Regions from separate parts of the Homo sapiens genome. Here all the other regions are linked to region 2. A link is an interaction called in ENCODE POLR2A ChIA-PET data of the cell type or tissue named here. Cell type or tissue: MCF 10A. All regions are shown on one strand. Links, peaks and the distances in the headings refer to the core of each region. The heading gives the core; the rest is flanking DNA. Region 1 overlaps LOC124907762 (a long non-coding RNA gene). Region 2 overlaps LOC105374584 (a long non-coding RNA gene). Region 3 holds the start of LOC107985880 (a long non-coding RNA gene).

Region 1 (7,501 bases), core at 1,213-6,212, 240 kb before region 2:
GAATGTTTCCTCATGTCCTTGTGTAATTACTCCCTCCTTCCATCCTTATCCCCAGGCAACCGCTCTCCTCTAGAAACCCTTTTTGGAAATAAGGAAGACTTCTGACTGCTATCAGGCCAATCCCTGGAGGGCAGAGGTGAGGAAGGTAAAGAAGTATCAGGAAATGGGGATAAGTATGGAGATATCATAGGCCCAAGGCCTAAGGAGAACTGAAGGGCAAATAGCTTTAGCAACATATAGGCATTTAACCCTTGCAGCCAACGTAAGAGAAAGGTTCATTATCCTCCTTTTCATGAATGAGGAGACAGCCTCACAGAGGTTAAGGAGCTGGGTCAAGGTCACACAGGTAGCACGTGGCAAAACTGGAGTCCAAAGCTCACATTGCCCAGCTAAGTGCTTTCCCTCCGGGACTTGCTGAGGTCCCCACCTGCACCCCAGGGGTAGCCTGCCCAATGTGCACTGAGCCTAGCTGTGTCCAGTGGGATTCCCAGCACCTCTCCCCTCATCAAGAACACGGACTTCCCACCCACCCTCATACCCCAGCCCCATCTGATGCTGAGACCAAGGAGCCCCAGCCACGCAGGGAGACAGGCGCCTCCCCAGGGAACTCCCCAAGTTGCAACACTCCGGCACAGGACCCATGTTGGAACAGTTTAATGCCACCTAAAACCAAAACAACAGCAGGCACATGCATCCAACATTTACCTCCTGAAAAATTACCAAGTAATATGCAAATACTTTCTTCTTCCCCACACCTGCCTCATCATCACATGAAGATCAAGCAGGGGTTGGGTAAGTCAGGGTCAGGGCAGGGTTGAGGAAGAGGAAAGGGAGAGACCAGGTGGGGGTGACATGGCTTACAGAGATCCCTGGGAGATACTACTTAAAAAAGAAGTTTAAGTTACCAGTGGTTTTGCATCTGGGCAAAGTCATTTTGACACAACCACACCAAAATGGCTACATGTAAGCGGCTGAAATATTCCAGAGCCCTCTCTGAGCCTCAGCTTCCATAAGCAGTGTCGGGTAGAGGCTGCAAGAAGCATCTGGGAACGAAACATGTCACAGGCTTCAATTCCTCCAGAAGCTGAGAGACAGAGGCGGGGGACACATCCACTCGGTGGAACAGAAAACTGAAACGAAGAGACACGTCCTAAATTTTCAGTGACTGGCGTTAGAGTTACCAGACTTTCTGGGGTGGACACTTGATGGGTAAAATGATTCCTGACTCAGTTTCCTTCTCTGCGTAGTGGACACGATACCCCAGCTCCTAGGCTTTCAGGACTCGGTGGAACCAGGTGTGCCATTTGCCAGGCCTAGCACCAGCACAAGACCTTCAGCAGTAGCTCCCTCCTGCCCCACTGCCACTCCTGCCCACACCCCTGATATCCGGGCCATCAGACTGAGAGGTGCTCTCTGGATGCTGTGGGAAGTTAGCAGCAGCCTCACAATGCCCCTCCTGGGTCCATCTCCTTTATCCTGTGTATGGATTGGTTACAGTCATGGGGACAGGGTGGCCACTTGTTCTGCATTTGGATTCCTTGTTACTCTTTTCATCATTTGAATTGGGAAGCAAGGGGCTGTGGTTACAGAAGGACATCCCAACAGGATGCACTGTTGGTGTGTCTCCTGCCCTTACCCCCAACACCTTTCTGCACTCTCCCTTCCTCCCCCAGCTGGGCAAGAGCATTAAGGTGTGATCTGACTCACTAAGCTGCCTTCTCCCAAACAAAAGAGAGCCAGAGCTTTTCCCCAGCCCACTGGCAACGGTATGGCTCCTCTACCATCAACAAACCTAATCAAGAACTGACCATCAGGAGTTCGAGACCAGCTTGGCCAACCTGGTGAAACCTTGTCTCTACTAAAAACACAAAAAATTAGCTAGGTGTGGTGGCAGACACCTGTAATCCCAGCTACTCTGCAGGCTGAGGCAGGAGAATCGCTTGAACCCGGGAGGTGGAAGTTGCAGTGAGCCGAGATCGCGTCACTATACTCCAGCCTGGGCAACAAGCACAAAGCTCTGTCAGGAAGGAAGGAAGGGAGGGAGGGAAAAGAATTGACCATATACACATGAGCCTTGTGCAAGCGAGGAGGCTTCCAGCAAAGGAAGAGAGTGAGGGTGGGTGAGGCTTCAGGAAGGAGGCAAGTCTTAGGTAAGTCTTGGAAATGGAGGGCCAAAGGTTGATGGAAGCAAGAAGGCATTCTGACAAGTCCTACAGATGACATTTCATTCACCAGCTCTTTTGGTGTAACAAACGTCTATTGGGCACCTACCAGGTGCCAAGCACTGTGGGCCATGGGGATGTGAGAATGAACAGAACACGGTCCTTGCCCTCCAGAGGTTCGCCGGAAAAAGCACTGTGACTAACACATGTTGTGGCAAAGCAACAGTAGTCACCAGCACCAAAGGGGAGGCACCAAACAGTGCCTGGGGAGGCCAGGTGGGCATCAGTGGGAGGGCAGTGCCTACGAGGGGCTTGAGACATAGCGTAGCAGTCAGGCGCAGGTTCTAGCACTGGCTGCATGGGTTTGCACCCAGGCTCTGCCAGTTACTAATTCTATGAGCTTGGTCAACTTACCAACCTCTCTGTGCCTCAGTTTCCTCATTTATAAATGGTACCCACTTCAAGAGGTTGTTGAAAAGATTATATGAATACATGTAAATCACAGTTAGTACAGTGTCTGGCTACTGGGTCTGTAAATGTATTTAAGATTGTCTTTCATGCAATTTACCTAACAAATGTGCACATGTACCCTACACCTAAAAGTCAAAAGAATTTAAATTTAAATTTAAAAAAGATTATTGTCTTGATGGCAAAGCAGGCATCTAGCAGGTAAAGAAGGATACAGGAAAGGTGTAAAGCAGAAAGCAGGAACAGCACGAACAAAGGCAAGGAGACGGAAGCGTGGGCCGTGGTTTGGCATGGCTGCTACAGGGGAGTGTGTGGTGAGAATTAAGCCAGAAGGGTGAGCAAAGCCCAGGTCTCGCCAGGCTGCGCACACCTTGGAGGTTGTGGACTTGATTCTGGAGTTGATAGCGAGCTCCTCCGCCTTTTTGTAATGATCGGATTGGGCCGTTGTATTAGGATTGTATCAGATTTGGGGACTGCATCATGCAGCTGGCTCAGGAGCTAGGAACTCACTACTACAGAAAAGAGAGAAAGAGGCCCTAAACTAACACAGGGCCGCAGGAATGCAGAGGCAGCAAGGACTGCGGCCTAGAGATGACTAGATATGGGCACGGGCAGGACACAGGGTGGCCTGGGTGAACCACTGAGCCACAAACCAGGACCGGGGAGACTGCAGCATGAGCAGGTTTGGGGCTGGAGAAGAGAGACAATAAAATAATAGGTGCTAGGCCAAGATCTAGGAACTTTATATGAATTATTTCATTTAAATCCCACATGGGGGGACCTTTGAGAAGGGCACAGCTATTATCCATATCTATAGATGAGAAAACTGAAGCGTAGTGTGATTGAAAACCCTGTAAGAATCAGAGCTGTGATGTGGTTTTCAGAGCCTGCATCCTCATTTCTGGGCCCCACGCTGACTTGGAGACACCTGAGGGCAGAGGCTGGGCATCTGGGGCTGGGCAGAGGCTGGGCATCTGGGGCTAGGCAGAGAGGCCTGGGCTGGAAGCTCTCTGTCGAGCCACAGGAGAGATAAGACTGAGATTGGCAGGGAGTGTGAGAGAGTGAGGAAGAAGGCAAGGCCGGACCACGAAGAAAGGGGCTGTCACAGAGGGTGATGGGTAGGCAGAAGTCCAGCCAGCCAGGAACCCATCCCAACCCCGGGATCCAGCAGGAGCCTTCCTCAGCCCTCTCCCCAGCCCACAGGGAAGGAGTCCAGCCCTAAAACTTGGCCTTTTGCCTACCTGCCCTGCCCACAGAGCACACACAGGCGGCCTGGCCCTCCTCCCGCGCCTAGAGCTGGTTGCACAACCACCTGAGCTGGTGAGGCAAGGATAGCGTTCCCTTCCTCCCCAAGAGGAGTCCAGAGGCAAGGGTTAAAAGGATTAGGCTCAGCTTTGGGAAACAAAACCAACTCTAAGTGGAAAAACACCAGCCCTCGCTGGGCTATTGTGAGGCGCAGTCATGGTTCCCAGTCCATATGTGGACAGGGCCTAGGATCTGTTGACAAAAGTGACTCAGGCGTTTACCTCAGGCCCAACGCCCGCTGGCCCAGGTCCCGTCTGGGTGTGTCATTGGCTCAAGTGAGGTCCCATGAATACACACACACACACACACACACACACACACACACACACACACACTCTGGAGCCAACTCTCTGAGTTACCCAATCCCAGCCAATTCACCTGAAGCACCTGGCATTTCTTTCATCACCCAACAGGTCATTGTGCTGAGCTGTCAGTGCAGAGGAGGCTTAGCTGGCTCCATCATTCACATCACAAGCTTCATAAATTCCTGAGGAGAGTGCCAAAGGCCGAGATTGCTGCAGCACTTTCACTGGGGGAAGAGGAGAGGCTAAGCAGGCAGGTGGTCAGGGAGAGCCAACAGAGGGAGAAATTCCAGCCTCCGCTTACTCCCCCTCTGTCACTTGGTTCCACCACATGTAGCGGCAGTGTCTGGCCCCAGTGTGCTGAGAGAAAAAAGAGAAAACACACACAGAGAAGTGGGGATCACAGAACATGGAATGTGTGTCCTCAAGGGCCCTTCCAGACCTTTAATTAGTGTGGCTCTCTCATTTACAGATGAAGAAACCATTTGTCAGACATTCAGCGGGTGAAGGACAAACAAGAGACAGAATCCAGGGCCTTCAACGTCCTCTCAGTGCTCTTGCCCCTACATCACACAGACTCCAGACAAGCAGGACTGGAAGAGGCTAAGATGACCACGAGCCTGACCCCACACCTGCTACTGGAGAGACCCACAGCCTCCTCATCTGGGCTCTTCTGGCCACATGGCACAGCCTGGTGGGGTAGGTTTTACTCATTGTGGCATCTCTGGTACCTGGGGCACAGTAGGTTCTCAGAAAATGTTGCATGAGTTAATCTAATGGAATACCAGTTTATCCCATATGGAAGTATGCTAGCCGCTTTTTTGGAAGCCACGAGAAATTTAAAGCAGACTTTAAAAAAAAAAATCATGTATCACTTCGCTTCAGCCTGACAAGATTTTTTCTGGCTGGACAAGAATTCTTGACAAACCTGCATTTAGGCAGGTAAGTTCCCCTTGTGGCATACCTGAATTGCTCTCTCTCTCTCCCGCAAGCAGGTGCCCAGGAAGCAGGAGATGGAGGTAGGTGAGACAAGGCTTTCCCAGCTAGCCGTGGTGGTGGGAACACCATGATCAGCTTCCCCACGACATACCCAGCAAACAGGAATCTTAATGAAACTACCAGAGCTGCCCGAGGCACATGCCCTGCTCCTCTCATCTTTGGCACAGCTGAGCATGTGTTGGCCAATAGCCTATGCTGTACCCAGAACGGGTGCCCAGGATCAAGTGGAACCTTCCTGGTCAGCTGGGAAGACAAATGCTGAGAACGTTTCTTTACCAAACATTCCTGAGTACCTCTTCAGGGCCAGCCCTGATCCAGGCCCTGAGGATACAGATGTGAAGGTATATAGGCCTGCTTCTGCTCTCATGGGGCTCAGAACCCTTCTTACTGTTCCAGAAACACAAGGGCAGCTGTGTTGATGTAGCCACGCTGGCCCCATTAGATGAAGTTGGACAGAGGGATGGATGAATGAATGCACGTGGTGAAGAGGGGAGGTTCAGGGCCTTGCTGAAAAAGATGAATATTAAAAAGCAAGTTAAGAGATAACAATGCTTGAGAATCATCAGAGCAAACACTCGCTGAGCCTTTCCAGTGTGCCAGGCCCTGTGTGGAGTCCTTATATGTCTTTATTCACTTAATCCCTTACCTATGCTGAGGCCATTAACTGTTATCATCCCCATAAGAAAACTGAGCCCAGAGAGGTTGCTAAACTCACAGAAGTCACACAGCTGGGAAGTGGCAAGTGAGAACTGGAACCAGGCACCAGGGCCCTGGTGCTCAAATGACCAGCTGGCATGCTTCATAGCTCCCTTCAGAGGCTTCTAGCCGTGTTAAAGCTTTGAACTGAATGAATCAGGTGGGATCATACATGAGTTGACAAAAGGGTGGTAACACCAAGGGACCTCAGAGGGTGACGCTGCTTTGGCATTTCTTAGCAAATTTACCATGATCAGAGTCTGGCCTTAACTGACCAGGAAGAGGACTCCGTCATTCATGCAGAGATGAAAATACTTATTAGTAATCAACTGATGCTGATCCAATGCAGAAGAGAGCTATAAAATCCCATCTAAATGCATTCATTTACATTGGGTGAGGTATATGAGTAATAGTGACCAGAATGCTCACTGCTGTCAGGGGTCACCAACCCAGGAATGGGGCATGGCCACTGTGAGACAGGAGTGAAATCAGCACACAGGAAGCAGAGAGCACAGGAAAAACAGGTCTCTTGCTGAGGCAGTCTGCCCCAAAGGTATAGCACACCTCTCTGGTCATGGCCCACTAGACCTTTTGCTGGGCAGTGGGGAACCATCTAAGAACCAGACCAACCTAGGCCCTGCCTCACTGAGTGTATGGTCCTAAGAGAGAAGCCAGACACTAAACATGTCATTACGGGCGGGTGACAGTTACCCAAAGACACACTGAGGATGCTCTTGCAAAAGAAAACTGTATGACCCACATTCCCCAGAATCGAGTCTCCTCTTGCCTGGGTAGACCTGGGTAGACCTACAGGGAGCTCACCATCAGATTTGTTCCTCTGATCCCCACTTTCTTATATCCCATGATATAAGACAGATGACACACTCCTGGCTCTTAATGGACCTAAATGACCTCTCCTGTCTCAACCTGGGACATCCAAGTGAGCTCAGTTCTTTCCCTGTTTTTGTTCCAGGAGGACAAATTCATTATTTTGGGCCAATTCCAGCTCTGCTGAACCTGCGTCTGCTACTGGAGAGACCCCAGAGCACACTTCCCAACCTCCTTCTCAGGGCTCTCAGGCTGCACAGCTCTGCCTATGTCCTTGTTCCCCTCATTGCCAAGTTTCAGGGGAAACTGTCAGCCCCACATATCACCAGCTGCCAGTGTCTATCACAGAGAACTGCAAAGACACAGAGTGATCCAGCTTGTTGGAACCAGAGGGATGCTGGGAAATGATGTTGCTATACTGTGTAGACAGATGATTACACATGAGCACCCTGGACAACCCAGGAATGTCCTGGAAGCACCTGCTTCACACCCAGCCCTGGTAGACCAAGAAATCACACATTTGGGCAGCTAATTTCTCTAAGTTATTTTCTCTGCCAAGCACAGAAATGAACAGACCAAAAAGGGCAGGAACAAACAGAGCCAAGAGTTTATATGCTCCTGATTTAAGACACAAAAATAAGAGAAATAGTCCCACTGTGCAAATAACAAATAGACCAACCCTTACTCCCCAGCCAAATATTGGTATTTCCTTTAAATTTTTGACTAAAATATCTATGCTTG
Region 2 (7,501 bases), core at 961-5,960:
AATGGCAGAGCAAGATCACAAGGACAGGGCGAAATTAGAATTACTGATGAGGTTCCATGTCCTGCTGGGCACGCATTGTCATTGATAAACATCTTAACAGGAAACAGGGTTCAAGAGCAGACAACCAGTCTGACTAGAATTCACCAGGCTGGAATTTCCTAATCCTAGCAAGCCTGAGGGCACTGCAGGAGACCAGGGTGTATTTCATCCCTTATCTTCAACTGCATAAGACAGACACTCCCAGAGCGGCTATTTTAGAGACCTCCCCCTGGGAATGCATTCCTTTCCCAGGGTTATTCCTTGCTGGGAAAAGAATTCAGTGATATTTCTCCTATTGGCTTTCTGCAGGAAGAGAAATATGACTCTGTTCTGCCTGGCCTCACAGGCAGTCAGACCTTATGGTTATCTCCCTTGTTCCCTGAAAATCACTGTTATCCTGTTCTTTTTTAGGATGCCCAGATTTCATATTATTCAAACATATGTGTTTTACAAACAATTTGTGCAGTTAATGCAATCATCACAGGGTCCTGAGGCGACATACATCCTCAGCTTACAAAGATGATGGGATTAAGAGATTAAAGTAAAGACAGGCATAGGAAATTATAAGAGTATTGATTGGGGAAGTGATAAATGTCCATGAAATCTTCACAGTTTATGTTCAGAGATTGCAGTAAAGACAGGCATAAGAAATTATAAAAGTATTAATTTGGGGAACTAATAGATGTCCGTGAAATCTTCACAATTTATGTTCTGCTGTGGCTTCAGCTGGTCCCTCCGTTTGGGGTCCCTGACTTCCCGCAACAGGAAACACTTTCATAATATTGCTTGTGCTTTTTCATTGAACACATCTTGTACAAGGCCCCCTAGAGGCTATTCCAGGCCTTGAGGCCACATGACCCTTCTGGCTGTGTCTCTGCCTGCATTTTCCCTCTTGCTTTCAGTTCAGATGACTGAAAGAGAACTAGGGCCCAGCTCCACTTTTCAAGACAGAGTGCAAGTTACACATAACTGAGTGGCCAACTATGGCAGGGGATAGGTTGTGGGGAGTGGTGGGGTGGGGGGCTTACAAAGCAATGTTTATTCAGCAGGGACCATGCATATGGCAGGAAAATGTACCTACCCAGCCCCAAATGAAACATTTGCTTAGTTAGAAAGGAAACTGGAACTTTTTGGTGTACAACCTTAACTTTTGAAATTGGTATCAGGTACAGAATCCCCATGTTACCTCACAAAGCCACAGTCCAGGTGAAAGTGTGAAAAGACTATGGGATTGGCTTACTGTGGTTATTCCTGTGGTTTATACCTCAAACTAACAATTCTCCCTGAATCCCACATCAAGTCTGCTGCCTGCTGAGTCATCTGGCCTCTTTGACAGCACCCATCAGTCTTTATAAAGGCTTCCTTATATAATATTTATAAAGAAAGGGGCTGGGCGCTGTGGCTCACACCTGTAATCCCAGCACTCTGGGAGGGCAAGGTGGGTGGATCATGAGGTCAGGAGATTGAGACCATCCTGGGTAATACGGTGAAACCCCGTCTCTACTAAAAATACAAAAAAATTAGCAGGGTGTGGTGGCAGGCACCTGTAGTCCCAGCTACTCAGGAGGCTGAGGCAGGAGAATGGCGTGAACACGGGAGGCAGAGCTTGCAGTGAGCCGAGATTGCACCACTGCACTCCAGCCTGGGAGACAGAGCAAGACTCTGTCTCAAAAAAAAAAAAAAAGGGGGGTGCAGTTTGCAGGCCAGTGGACTAATGCACCCTCACCATATAGCCCCACAGAAATTGGTCTGCCATGGAGCTCTAAAGAACTCATAATTTCTCCAAAAGGACCATCTTTCTACACCTATGCAATTGTTCAAGATCAAGGGTCAGCAAACTGTGGTCCACAGGCCAGTTGCATATTTATGCACATAAAGTTTTATTGGAACATAGCCATAGCCATTTATTCACATAGTGTGTATGGCTGCTTTTGTGTACAATGGCAGAGTTGCAAATCCTAAAATATTTACTGCTTGGCCCTTCAAGAAAAAGTTTCCTGACCCCTGTTTTAGTTAGTTCTGGAATGATGAGCATGTGTGGAAAATCCTCGGGTTGATGCAGAAGCTTAGTGGCTGCACAGTAGTGATACATTGTTTTCCCAGGCTATTTTATTGTTTCTTAATTTCTTAATCACTTTGTGGATTAAATTCATGGCCAGAAGTAACTCAGACATCTCTAAGGATTGTCCTATTGGCATAAGCTAAAGCACGTATTATTCTACATTCATGGATTAAAATATTAAGTAATTTGATCTAGATGATTGTTTACAGTTTAACGCAAATACACTTAGTCTGTTCTGATTATTTACTCAAGGATTATATTACTACATTCACTCAAGAATAATAGTATGTAATCATTTCCTGTGGGATCTGCAATGTTTGGGCCTTCCTTCAAATTCGGTTCTCTGATTTGTCTCCATGACATGGAGTTGGCCTTTAGGTTATGTGATTGAGGTTCCTCAAACAGGATGTTAATTTTCCACTCTTCGTGGCAGGAGAAATATAGTCTAATCTCATGATTTAGTGAGCCAAAGAGCTGTATCCCTTTTCACACTATCCTTCTTTTATAAAATAAATGTTAATTTTGTTTCTTTGTGCATCTTTTGGAACAAACTTGTATTTTCAAAGCCCTCACCCCATACTCAGGTGAGCATACTTTCTAAGGCAGCCCATTTGGAACAAATGAGCTTTAGCCAAGAGTTTAATGATAAAAATATATTGCTTGCAAAAGCTCTAATTTAGCACTCTGGTGCCTCCTACATGGTTTTGCCAACAAACTCATCTTTGCCTGGAATATAGGCTCTTCGAAGGCAGCTGCCACTCTCTCTTCAAGATGTGAGGGGGAAGAGAGTTTGAGGCTTTTCATTGTGAAGGACCCTCCACCCCCGTGTTCCTCCTACAGGCTCCTGATTCACACAGCACAAGTTGAGAAACAGGGAAATGGAATCTTCTTGCCCAGGCATGTAGCAGCTAACTCCTTTGAATCCGAAAAATGTGTGTTCATAATCACCAAGTTTGAAATGCAGAGTCATCACTGCTGCTGGAAATCTGAGGCTGGTTCAGAGCCAGACCAGCTGCTCCTGGGGCCCTCTTCTACTTAAGAGGCAGTCTAGCCTGTGGCCTAGCCTGTTCAAGGTTGCTCTTTCCCCAGAGCCCTGGTACTCCCTCTGTCAAGTTTCCACTTATCTTTCTGGCCTATCCAGGAACCCTTCTCTGAGTTCTCAAGGACTGGCTAGGTGTCCTGCCTCACAGTCACCTACAACCTGCATTTTCCTCATCATAACTTTGAAATTGCTACTTTGCCTATCTTCGCATGGGCTCTTCCTCCAACTACACTGTGAGAGCCTTAAATCCAGAAACCATGTCTTTTTTTTTTTTTTTCAAAGAGAGTCTTAGATGAATTTGCCAGGACTAAAATACAGAGTTCCTTGTTCCCTGTATATAGCCCACTATAGAAATTCAATGGTTTTTGAATGAAAGGATAAATGAGTGAATGAAGGGACTTCGGATCTGGCTGGGGCAGAGACTGTGGAGCTAGAAACTTAGGTTGCTTTCCCTTTCTTCCCTTCCCATCCCTCCTCTTCCAAAACCCAAGTCTGACAGGCTGTGAAGCACCTCTATATACGACTGATGGAGCTTTAATTGTTCACCCAATCTTTAGAAAAGATCCTTTTAATTCAGCACTGTGCCCGAAGTCCAGGCACTTAGCTCTGGATGCCCGACTGCAGAAAATACCAACAGCCAGTAGAAAAACTGCACCAATGCTGGGGGTCCTATTTTAATTATTCTAGAAAAATTCACTTTTTGCTCAGTGTTTGGTTTCATTTGGGGCTGACCTCCTTTCTTGCAGGCCCTAGATTCGTGAAATCTATATTAATCAGCAGAATAATATTAGCCAATTCCTTACCTCGTTTTTCCTTCCCCTCATTTGGACAGCTAGCCTGGTTTGTACTCCTTATCTCAGAGATGAGATGTGATAATAAGAGGCAGAGAAATAAAAGTATGTTCCTGGCTTTTGGATTCAGAAGTTGCCCTTATGGGAAGGAAAAAACAAACAAATGTGGCATAGATAAAATATTTGGAAGAAAAGATAACAAGAGTAGAAAAGAGTTTCTTAGGGGGAGGAAGTGAATTCATGGGAAGGTACAGAGGGCAGAGATGTTTCTGGATCCTGTGTGCTACTTCACCCTGGGAAGGTGACACAATTGCAGATGTTTTTGTGAGACTTGGGAGCAGAAAAGACATGTTCTTTGCATCCTCAGTGAAGCCCCAGAGGAGAAATGGGTGCATAATGGGTCCCCACTGAAGAGAACGTAGGCAGATGTGCAAAGTTTCCCATGCCCCAGTGAGAAAGAAGCATGTCTCTTCATGCCCAAGAGCACATCAGAGAAATGGAGAGTGCTCCTGAATCCGAAAGGGTCACACAGACAAGAGTGAAGAATGTCTCAATAAATACCAGTGTGGAAGAATGATCTTGAGGACCACATCCTTCACTCTCTCTCCTTCCCCCCTCCCTTTCTGCACATCTTGCATCTCAGAAGCCCCCTCCCGGAAACTAGATACAACTCCAGGGGAAGGTGAGGTTGAAATCCACAAGTTCACTGAGATAAAGTTTCTGACAATGCAAAGAAAGGGAGGCTTGAAATCAAAATTAGTTTCTATTTCTTACATAAATGTCTGGACTAGAATTGTGTCCACTGCTCAGATCTTACTTATATTCAGGGATGACGTATCTCATGGAAGAACAGGGCTCAACGAGCCACTTAAATGTCTTCCTATCAAATGTTAAGGTTCTAGAAACCAAATGGTGGGTATATTATCCAACATATGCCGTGAAAGCAGAGCCAATCCTGGGGGAAAGCTTCTCTCCTAATGGTAAGGTGTCCATATCCTCTGCCCCAAGAACCAAGACAAGTGATCTGACAAGTGTGAAGACTGCTTTTCAACATGAAAAAGAGTTTTCTTAAACTCAAGCATGATATTGGCTCTACTTTGAATATCAGTTACGAAAATTCATAACGAGCTGAGGTATCTTCACTAACATTGCAAATTAATTTCTTGTATTCATCACAATGACATTTATGTGTATTTGAAAAGTAATCCATATGGATGAGCATATTTTTCATTCACTCTACAGACGGAACATGCACGCTGGTTTGCAGATCCCTTGCAGTGACTCTACAGCTCCCAGGAATCTGAGGTTCACAAGGTGAAACCTACCAGGCCAAACAATTTAAAATTGGTTTTGTTTTGAAAATCCAGTAAGTATGATGGCAATGTCTTGCAGAAATTCCTCTTTTAGTATTCCAGTCTGTGGGCTCTGGCAGAAGTAATAGTCTGCTGCAAACAGATCACTCTTTTTTGTTTGCAAAGTCTTCGTACCAGCTGAATCACAGCTTGCTTTTCACTTTTCGTAACACCTTGCAACATCGCAAAATATTTGCTGGAGTTTGTGAAGGGCGGCTGCAGAATTAGTAAACTGAAAGGAGGCCTTCCTTTACTCCCACCCCTGTCAGCACCTTCTGTTCTAGCAGACCGAAAGGCAGCTTGAGAACTCTGATTGCTTCTCTAGATTATGACAATTCTTGGCACCATCGCCCGGGGCAAGAATGGAAGCAAAGGAAACATTATGGAGTTTTGCAGGTGCCAGTACATAATATTGTCACTTTACAAAATTGAATTTATAAATGACTTCATGAAGGTGAGTTGCTATGGTAACCAGCCTTCTCAACTTTTATATCTGGAAGTAAGGATCATATGGCCCCTTCTGTTTGGGACTATGTATTCTGGGTTTAATGAATAACTACCCATCCTCTAACTTCTAGTTAACTAGGCTCATGGGATGCTAGACCAGGAAGCAACATTAGCAACCATCTCATTCCACCTCCTTCATTCATAGATGGGAACTGAGACACAGAGAAGTGGCACTACACAGCTAACGTGTGTCAGCCCTGAGCCTATGGTTTCTCACTTAGTTTTCTTTTTTTCACAATGAGTGATTTTTGCAAGCCAGTTTAGTTATATATTGTTATTTTTAAACATTTTAGATTGAGAGGGTCCATATGCATATTTGTTATATTGTGTGCTGATGGGGATTGGGCTTTATGTTAGTCAGGGTTCTCCAGAGGAATGTTTTCTTGCTTAGTTTTCTAGTGCTCTTTTCTTTCTGCCACACTGAATTTCTGAAGGGACGCACCCAGCTTCCACGAGTGGATAAGAGACATGGAACCACAGTTAGACACAGGGCCACTGTCACTTCTTACTGAGATGTTAAAACAAGTCCTGTCCATGTACTGGTGTGTGAAGTGTCTAATTTTCTCTATCAGAATTATTACAAATTCCACATGACAACAACTTCCACTGATTCAAAATGATGTATGGGGGGACAGTGTGGGGAGGTGGGGAATGACCTGAGGAAACGTGATCTAGTATTGTGGTTCCATAGTCTAGCATACATAGATTAGCAATCTGCAAAGAATTAGACTGTACCCGAATTGTAGTGAGCATAACGTAAACTTCCTTTAGTCACTCAAAAAAATATATCTTTGGTTTTTTAAAGTCTAGTTTCTTGAACAATAATTCCTGTTGCATAAATACATGAAAAGGTGCTTCGGATAACAGCTTTTCTTCCAGTTAAGAAATCACCAGGCCACAGAAGATTTAGCTATTAGGATTTTCCATAGATTCTTGGAGTGAAGAATGGCAGAAGCTTAAGAGTATTTAGTACATTCTTCTAAAAGCAAAACAAAATGCCAAATTAAAACTAAACAGTGAAATTAGAGTGTTCGTTCACTTTAAAGAGATATGAATACAAACACTGGATCCTCAACAGTCTTTAAACATTGCAGATCACCTGGATATCTTGTTAAAATGCAGATTCTGGTTCAGGAGGTCAGGGAAGAGACCCAAGATTCTGCATTGCTAACAAGCTGTCGGGTGGTGTCAATGCCGCTTGTCCTTGGTCTATACCTTGAGTAGAAAGGGACTAGTTAACTTGCTGTCTCCTTGAATGTGTTTTCTGTGAGGGTCAGCCCTGACCACCCCAGTCACAGGAATCTTTCTGGCCTCCGGATTCCTAGTGCTCATATTGTATATATCGTCCACAAGGTACTTAGGTACTGTTGTATATTGGTATGTCCCATATGTGCATGTCTTCTGTCCCCAACCAGATTGTAAGCCCATCTGTGTTTGCTCAGCCCTGTGTGTGCAACAGAGGTGCTGAATGAAGACCTATCGATGATTGATTGATACGTTAAAGATTATTTCCTCCTTCCTCAGAATGCTACACTTCGCTCATCAATGGAGCTCAAGATGTAAAAGTCTGGTTTAAGAGACATTGAATCTATTCTGCCTTTTATTATCCCTTTCTTATAAGTTGACTTTTAAGAAATCAATGACTGTGTGGAGAGTTCTAACTGGGTACGTAATAAAATAACCAACTGTGGGGGTGGGCAGGGGGCCC
Region 3 (7,501 bases), core at 1,479-6,478, 200 kb after region 2:
CTCCCGTGCTTGCCTTCCTGGGACAGTGATAGTTGCAGTTCCTGCTGACTTGGAGTGCCCCTCCGCTCTGTGTCCTGTGAGAAAGCGGGTAGGTTGATGAGGGAGGGCAGGGGTGGGAAGCTGGAACCCTCCTACGTGACACCCTGTTCACGGTCCCTCTATGTGGACAGGAAAGGCCAGGCCAGAGTTGGGGGGATTAAAGGCAGTACATGAGATCTGGTCCATATCCCACAATAGCCTGGACAGGGGCCTCAGATTTCCTATAAGCCAATCCCTTTATTTTATTAACAAGGAAATCACGGCTCACAGAGGTGAGGGCAGGAGTCCAAGGCCATACCGTCTGCACACTGGCTCAGGTCCTGGCGCCCAGCCCAGCGCCCTTCCCTCACCTTCTCACTGCCTGGCAGCCCTGCACCTCCCCCAGCCCTGGCGCCCAGTGAGCCAGCACCTCGCATATGATTACAATTACCGTGAGTTTGGCCTGAGCCCAGCCGTACTGCGAGCACAACCAGGCCTGGTCACTGGCCAAGTTTCCATCTCAGTAGAAAAATGAAAAAGTTCAAGGGATGAATGTTAATCCCAAACACACGAGTAGGAAGGAGTGGGGTGAGGGGGAGAGGCCCAGCCAGGATCTCTTAGGGCAACATCAGTCCAGCAAGAGCTCCAGAGACCCACCCCAGGGGCAGAAGGCCTCTGGCTGGCCAAATTTAGGCTGCTTTGTGGTTGTAAATGCTGCCGCCTCCAGGGCCCGAGATGGAATTCAGCTGGTGAGACTTGGCTGGTGGTCCCAGCCCTCCTCGGTTGGCTCCTGCCTTGTGTATTGTTCATGACCTTCTTGTTTCTGTCATTTACTTGAGCATCTCCATCTCCTGCCATGGGTAAGGAAACAGGCACAGAGACCAAGGGACTCGCCTGAGGTCAGATAGCCACTGAGGAGTGGAATGGGCTGAAACATAGGCCTCTGGGCAGCCAGGCTGTCAGACAGCCCCTCTCCGTCAGAGCTCTCCAGAGCAGCCTGGGCCTTCCTAGGATGTTCCTGCTCCCTTCTGCCTGCCACTCTGCTCAGCGTCCGAGGAGCTACCTGGCTCTATCTGCCCCACACCTTGCTGCATGGCCTTGGTGAGGCTCTGAATTCCACCCTGGCTGCTGACTTGTGCCCTTCTAATGCTGACATCTCACATCTTTGAGGCTTCCAGGCTGATGTTTTTCCAGATCTTTCTCTCTAAGACTAAGATTCCTTTTTTTTCTCCCAGACTTGAAACATTTCTGAGTAATACAACTCTCCCAGATTGCTCAACTCCCAGGAACTCCTATCTGCAAACTGTGCTTGGTTCTAGTTTCAAGAAGGGCAGCAGCATATTGGAATTTTTGATCAATGATATATGGGCAGTTACCCTAATATGTATTTCCCCCAGGTTAGATAGATATGAGGACAGCCACTGCTCCTCTGCCTTGGGGACAAAGGAGTTATCATTTTGCTGGAACTCTAAGAACACCGTGTAATATTCTTATGGAGAAAAGCAGCCATCAATTAAATATCAGCTGTCAAATGGGGAAGAGCTGTGGCCCCATAGGGAACAACGGACTTTTTGATTGCTGGTATCCCCAGGGGAATCCACTTCCTCAGAAAATGAGTTCTGTCTGAGATAAATGTGCTTATTTACACCAGCTTCTAGACTGGCTGAGGTCGGCCCAGGGCCTGCAGCCAGGTATCTGAGCAATGGAGAGAGCTCCAGAGTGCAGCTTCTTGCCGACTTGGGGATTTATAGGCTTCCTGACAGGCAGAGCAGCCTCAGTTTCGAGGCTAGAAGCGGGGAGCCAGGGGGTTGGCCAAGGTTTTCTCAGAGGCTTTGCAAGAAGCTGAGCCCTTGTTGGAAATGCCTTTGAAGCCCAGGGGTGTCATCTTCCATCTCCTCTGGAGTCAGAGCCACAGCAGCAGGGCATTTTCGGGGGGAGTTGGGGAGAGTGGGAGAAGGGCATGTAGGCAGCGGGTAGGGGAGCAGAACGTGGAAAGAAAGCATTATTTCCAAACGGTCATCTCTCTCTTTTTTCTGCTTTCCAGTGGCCCAAATGATCACTCTGTGTTTAAGACAATCTGGTCTTTTAAAAAAAAATGAAGAAAGGAAAAGATGTTTTTCCAGGTCTAATTATAAGAGTCATAAGGCTGGAAAGATTTGGAGAAAACATCTGTCTCTCGGCTCTGCCTCCACTAGGTACACACCTAAGCCAAGGGGGAGGTGTTTTTCTATGACTAACCGGCTGGCGGACTCCTTGGGTCTCAGGGCACTCCCACCCTCAATCCATCCACAGTCCCATCGCTGGAGTTAAAGTCCACTTCTTCCTTTTAATCCTCATGGGAACTGGAAAGTGGCCAAGAGCCTGGAAGAGCCAGTGATTTGGGTCCTCCTGGAATGTTAGGGAAAGCAGGTTGGGGGTCTCTGTCTGTCACCCCAGGGCACCTAGTCTTTAAAACCTGTGCTGCCCCAAGAAAGGGCAAGTCTCAGAGCCAGGGCTGCCCAAAGGTCTTCTGTCCCCAGCAGGAGTGGACTGAATAGCGTGCCCCTGGGAGGTTTGTCTTCCTAAGCAGATCCAATCGGTCTTCTTGTTCTGATGAAGTAAAACAGAGTGGATATCCCTTGAGTTAGTGCTGGTGGGAGGAAGTTTGGGGATGGAGAAAGAGTCTCATTCTCTCCCCCACCTGTCAAAACTACAAATCTCCAATTCTCTAAGGTGAGGTGGGGGTCGGGGAGGGAACAGGCAGGTGTCTGGCAGGAGTGGCTGGCCTCCAAGGGTCCCTCCAGCTCTGACTAGCTTTGTGCTCTAAGCCAGGCCCTGGTAGGACCCCTGTTCCCTTGCTGCAAGCCTCTCCTTGCTCCCACGGCTGTTCACGGCCCTGACTGCTGAAGATGACATTTTCTAAACACTGGAGACAGAGATAAGAAGCAGACGGGGAGGGAGAAAGCCCGAGAACTGGAGCTGAGCCCAGAGAGGAAAGTGGGCTCCTTGCTGAGAGCAGGCGGAGGCATGCAGACCCTGCCGCCAATGAACACGCAGGCAGGGACCTCTCGCCATTGCTTTGACACAGTGCTGAGTCAGGGTCCAACGCCACCACTAGAGCCTGACCCCTTGGTCCAGCCGGTTGTTCACTGGTCAAAACACATGCTCCCTGAGCAGCCTCCTTGCAGGCACCACCCCACCCTCTGAGGACTCCTTCATTTATACCCAGAAAGGCAGAATGGGATGGAGCTTCATGAAGTGCTGTTCACTGCTATGCCCTGGTCCCTAGATGAGGTCTGACACGTGGCTTTGTGGCACTAGGTAAATATCTATAGAAAAAATAACTTGCTGTATTAGTCTTCCTGGAATGAGCTGGCATTTGAGCTGGGACCAGTTTCCTGGAGAAGGGATTTCAGGAAAAGCAACCAGGTATCCCTCAAAGCAAACACAGAGAGGCTTGATTAGGTACAGATGGCTTGCATGGGGGAATTTGGGTGAGCTGTGCTCTTAAACCTGTCTGGGTGTTTTCGGGGAAGCCATATAACAGTAACAACAACAATAAAACCAGCGCTACCTTTATGCAGAGAGGGAGGGGCTCTTCTGACAGGGCCTCCTGAGAGTGGTCTCAAGGTCACTTCCGGGCTTCCTTGGATCCCTGAAAAAGAACCAGACCAGCCTGGCCTGCTTCTCTGCATCCCAGGGTCCCCAGAAAAGTGAGGGCTGTTTGGGGGTCCTGGGTCAGATCCTCATCCAACTCCTACCCCCTTGAACTCCCACCTCCAAAGGCAATCTAATAGCTCCTGCTGGGATCTCAAGCTCCAAGGGAGACCTTCATACCACGCACATTCTGGGACAATCTTTGGTTCTCCTCTCAGCCTGGACAAGCAGTGAAATACAGCATCCAGCCACTGCCTGGCTCAGTCAGCCATGCTATCTTGGGACAGAAACCTTGACAGGAATCCCAGCTCTAGCCAAGGAAAACATGAGTCAGGCCTGGCTAAGCCAGGTGGCTTCCCTCTCTCCACCTTCCATCCCCACACCCCCAACTCCACAGCCAATGAGCTGTTTGGGTAACCCCAAGACCCCACTCCCACACAGCCTACGGCCAGCAAAGGCATGCAGGCAGGATTCTAGAACCTTGGCCCGGCTTTGGGTTGCTGCCTTTGAAAGTGTAGCAGGTGTGGGGCTCTAGCTCCGGCCCTCCTCAAAGGAGACAGGAGCATTCCCTGTGTCTTTCCGGCCTTCCACCTACCCTGGCCTTCTCTGCACAGGGTTCCCTTTTGGGGCACTGTGATTGTTCTCAAAGGCAGAGCCCACCCTGGCCAGGAGTGGCACAAGATTCTTATCCCACTTGTAGTAGAAGACTTTTCCTGATTCCTCTTCCCAGCCTATCCAGGGGCTTCCGTTCTCCTGCCGGTCTCACCTCAGGCTGAAATGTTGATATTTCCTCGTGTCTGGGGACACTGCTGCTGGACTTTGTGGAAAAACCTTTCCTGCCTTTGTGTGGCTTCTGTTTTGTTTGTTTGTTTATGTATTTATGTATTTATTTATTTTGAAACATAGTCTCACTCTGTCACCCAGGCTGGAGTGCAGTGGCGTGATCTCAGCTCACTGTAGCCTCCGCCTTTGGGTTGAAGCCGTTCTCCTGCCTCAGCCTCCCGAGTAGCTTGGGTTACAGGTACCCGCCACCACGCCCAGCTAATTTTTGTATTTATAGTAGAAATGGGGTTTCACCATGTTGGCCAGGCTGGTCTTGAACTCCTGACCTCAAGTGATCCACCCACCTCGGCCTGGGTGCTGGGATTACAGGCGTGAGCCACCGTGCCTGGCCAGGGCTTCTGTTTTAAAAGCTTCTCCACTCTCTCTTCTCCAGAGGAAGAGGTGCAGGGTCTCACACACAGGGACCTCAGAGTCCCTTGTTTTGTACACTGTAGAACAGCGTTGTCTAATAGAAATATACAGCAAGCCATAAATAAGTCACCCATGCAACCTAGTGTTTTCTAATCACCATATTTTGTAAGAAGTAAAAAAAAAAAAGTGAGATTCATTTTAATACTATATTTTATTTAATCCAATATATTTGTATTAACCCAAATGAATATTATCAAATCAATCATTTAATTCACATAAAAAATTACTAATGAGAAATTTCACATTGTTTTTCCATACTAAGTATATTGCTTCCTAGGGCTGCTGTAATTATCACAAACTGGGTGGCTTTAAACAACAGACATGTATTGTCCCGCAGTTCTGGAGGCCAAAAGTCAGAAATCACGGTGTCAACAGAGCCATGCTCCCTCTGAAGACTCCAGGGAACGTGAAAGCAAAGTAAAAACTTGGGAGCCCAGGCCGGGCATGGTGTCTCACGCCTGTAATCCCAACACTCTGGGAGGCCAAGGCAGGGGGATTGCTTGAGTTCAGGAGTTCACGACCAGCCTGGGGAACATAGCAAAACCCCGTCTCTACGAAAAATACAAAAATTAGCCAGGTGTGGTAGTATGCACCTGTGGTCCCAGTTACTCAGGAGGCTGAGGTGGGAGGATCACTCGAGCCCAGAAGGTTGACACTGCAGTGAGTTGAGATTGCACCACTGCACTCTAGCCAGGGTGACAGAGTGAGACCCTGAAAAAAAAAAAAAAAAAAGCAAGAAAGCAAGTAAGCAAGCAAGCAAGAAAGAATGAACAAACTTGGGACCCCAATTCACTCTGCCAAAGAAAAGAAAAACTTGGGACCCCAATTCACCCTGCTAAAAGAAAAACATATTAAGCTGAAAGCTGAGTCATAGAAGAAGCTGCCTTCTTTTTTTTTTTCCTGAGCAGATAGCTACAGATAAAAAGTAAAATATCTCCACAGTAGCTACTCTGTGTTCACCTTATCTAATGGTGAGCTTGAGAGGAATACATAATTGACCATTCCCCTACCTACTCCTTTTCTCTTGCAACACATGGATTCAGTTATGTGACCTCTTTTCCCTTGAGCCTGCTTTTCTCCTTTAAATATTGAGGCCCTCAGAATCATCCTTGGAGAAAGGCACCGACCTGTCTCCTAGGCATGTGTCCTTAACCTTGGCAAAATAAACCTCTGCATTGATTGATACCTGACTCAGGCACTTTTTGGTTTACGGGAAGCACCCCTCCGTGCCTCCTCCCAGCTTGGGTTGGTGCTGGCAATCCCTGGCTTTCCTTGGCTTGTAGCTGCATCATTCCCACCTCTGCCTTCATCACCACATGGCCTTCCTCCTCCCGCGTGTGTGTCTGTGTCTTTACATGGACTTAGAGAACGGTCATTGGATTTATAACCAGCCAAACCCAGTAAAATCTTATCTAATTACATCTGCAAAGACCCTATTTCCAAATAAAGTCACATGCTGAAGTTCCAGGTGGACAAGAGTTTTAGAGGGGCACTATTCGCCCAGTACAATGTTGGGGGCAGTGACCACTCACCCACCTGATATTTGGCTCCCAAGATCCTGTTCCTGTCGGCTGTTTTCTTTGTTGTCTTTGTTCTTTATTTTCATTCTGGCAGGCCTTGGGGTAGGATCAAAGGTAAAAAGAAGCAGGTGAGATTAATTTTAATAATATTGTTTATTTGACCCAATATATCCACAATATTATTTCAATGTGCAATCAGTACAGAGAATTATTAATGAGATATTCTTCATTTTTTTTCACATCAAGTCTTCAGAATTTTATATGTATTTCACATGTACACCACATGCCAGTTTAGACTGACCACATTTCAAGTGCTCGACAACCACATGGGGCCAGTGGCCACCATATTGGACAGCACAGCTCAGGAAGTTAAAAGAAAGGGGTGAGGCTTCTGACAAAGCCAAGGACCCCTCTGGGGAGGCCGGTGGATCCCAAGGAATGGTATTCACCTGATGGCCTCACCCCCTCTAGGTTCTCTCCTGATTATATTTCATCCGTGAGAGGTGGTCTCACGGTGATGAAGGGAGGAATTCATGCAACATTAGCTCACACTGTATCAAACCAGAAGGATGATACGGTTTGGCTGTGTCCCCACCCAAATCTCATCTTTAATTGTAACTTCCACAATTCCCGTGTGTTGCGGGAGGAACCTGGTAGGAGGTGATTGAATTATGGGGGCCGTTCTTTCCTGCCCTGTTCTCATGATAGTGAATGAATCTCACAAGATCTGATGGTTTTTAAAATGGGAGTTTCCCTGCACAAGCTCTCTTTGCCTGCTGCAATCCACATAAGATGTGACTTGCTCCTCCTTGCCTTCCACCATGATTGTGAGGCTTCCCCAGCTACGTGGAACTGTAAGTCCATTAAACCTCTTTCCTTTGTGAATTTCCTTTGTGAATACCCATTCTTGGGTATTTCTTTATCAGCAGTGTGAAAACGGACTAATACAGTGGCTTTGTTCATTCACAGGAAAAGTGGTGAGCAGCTGGCTGCTCTCTCGTCCCTACATGCAGTCCCTCCCTTTCCTGTAGGCACAATGCTTAAGGAGCCAGGCCTGGGCTTCTGGGCTCAGA

Evidence for each region. Peaks named below come from ENCODE experiments on the same cell type or tissue, not always from the same donor. Only the 100,000 strongest peaks of a DNase experiment are listed, where the experiment ranks them.
Region 1: POLR2A ChIA-PET joins it to region 2 with 12 read pairs; 2 of 35 experiments call an interaction of 5 or more read pairs at or near these places.
Region 3: POLR2A ChIA-PET joins it to region 2 with 11 read pairs; 5 of 35 experiments call an interaction of 5 or more read pairs at or near these places.

The regions. Positions count from the first base shown.
Region 1 is chr2:46,405,096-46,412,596 of GRCh38, forward strand. LOC124907762 (a long non-coding RNA gene) reads right to left here. Exons shown (of 2, transcript XR_007086306.1): 1 at 4,314-7,501; 2 at 639-1,130. Among named protein-coding and RNA genes, the nearest start is that of LINC01820, 15 kb to the left of the region's middle. RefSeq lists an enhancer at 3,771-4,345. In MCF 10A, for the core only: no CTCF peak of the experiment used is centred there; DNase peaks (open chromatin) are centred at 4,106 and 5,366.
Region 2 is chr2:46,642,839-46,650,339 of GRCh38, forward strand. LOC105374584 (a long non-coding RNA gene) reads left to right here. Exons shown (of 2, transcript XR_940058.3): 2 at 5,177-7,501. Among named protein-coding and RNA genes, the nearest start is that of CRIPT, 29 kb to the left of the region's middle. In MCF 10A, for the core only: no CTCF peak of the experiment used is centred there; DNase peaks (open chromatin) are centred at 1,313, 3,013 and 5,483.
Region 3 is chr2:46,846,950-46,854,450 of GRCh38, forward strand. The region is part of intron 1 of LINC01119 (long intergenic non-protein coding RNA 1119); the gene reads left to right. It overlaps LOC107985880 (a long non-coding RNA gene), which reads right to left and starts at 6,577. Exons shown (of 2, transcript XR_001739449.2): 1 at 6,445-6,577; 2 at 2,134-3,652. RefSeq lists an enhancer at 2,861-3,155. In MCF 10A, for the core only: no CTCF peak of the experiment used is centred there; DNase peaks (open chromatin) are centred at 2,252 and 4,002.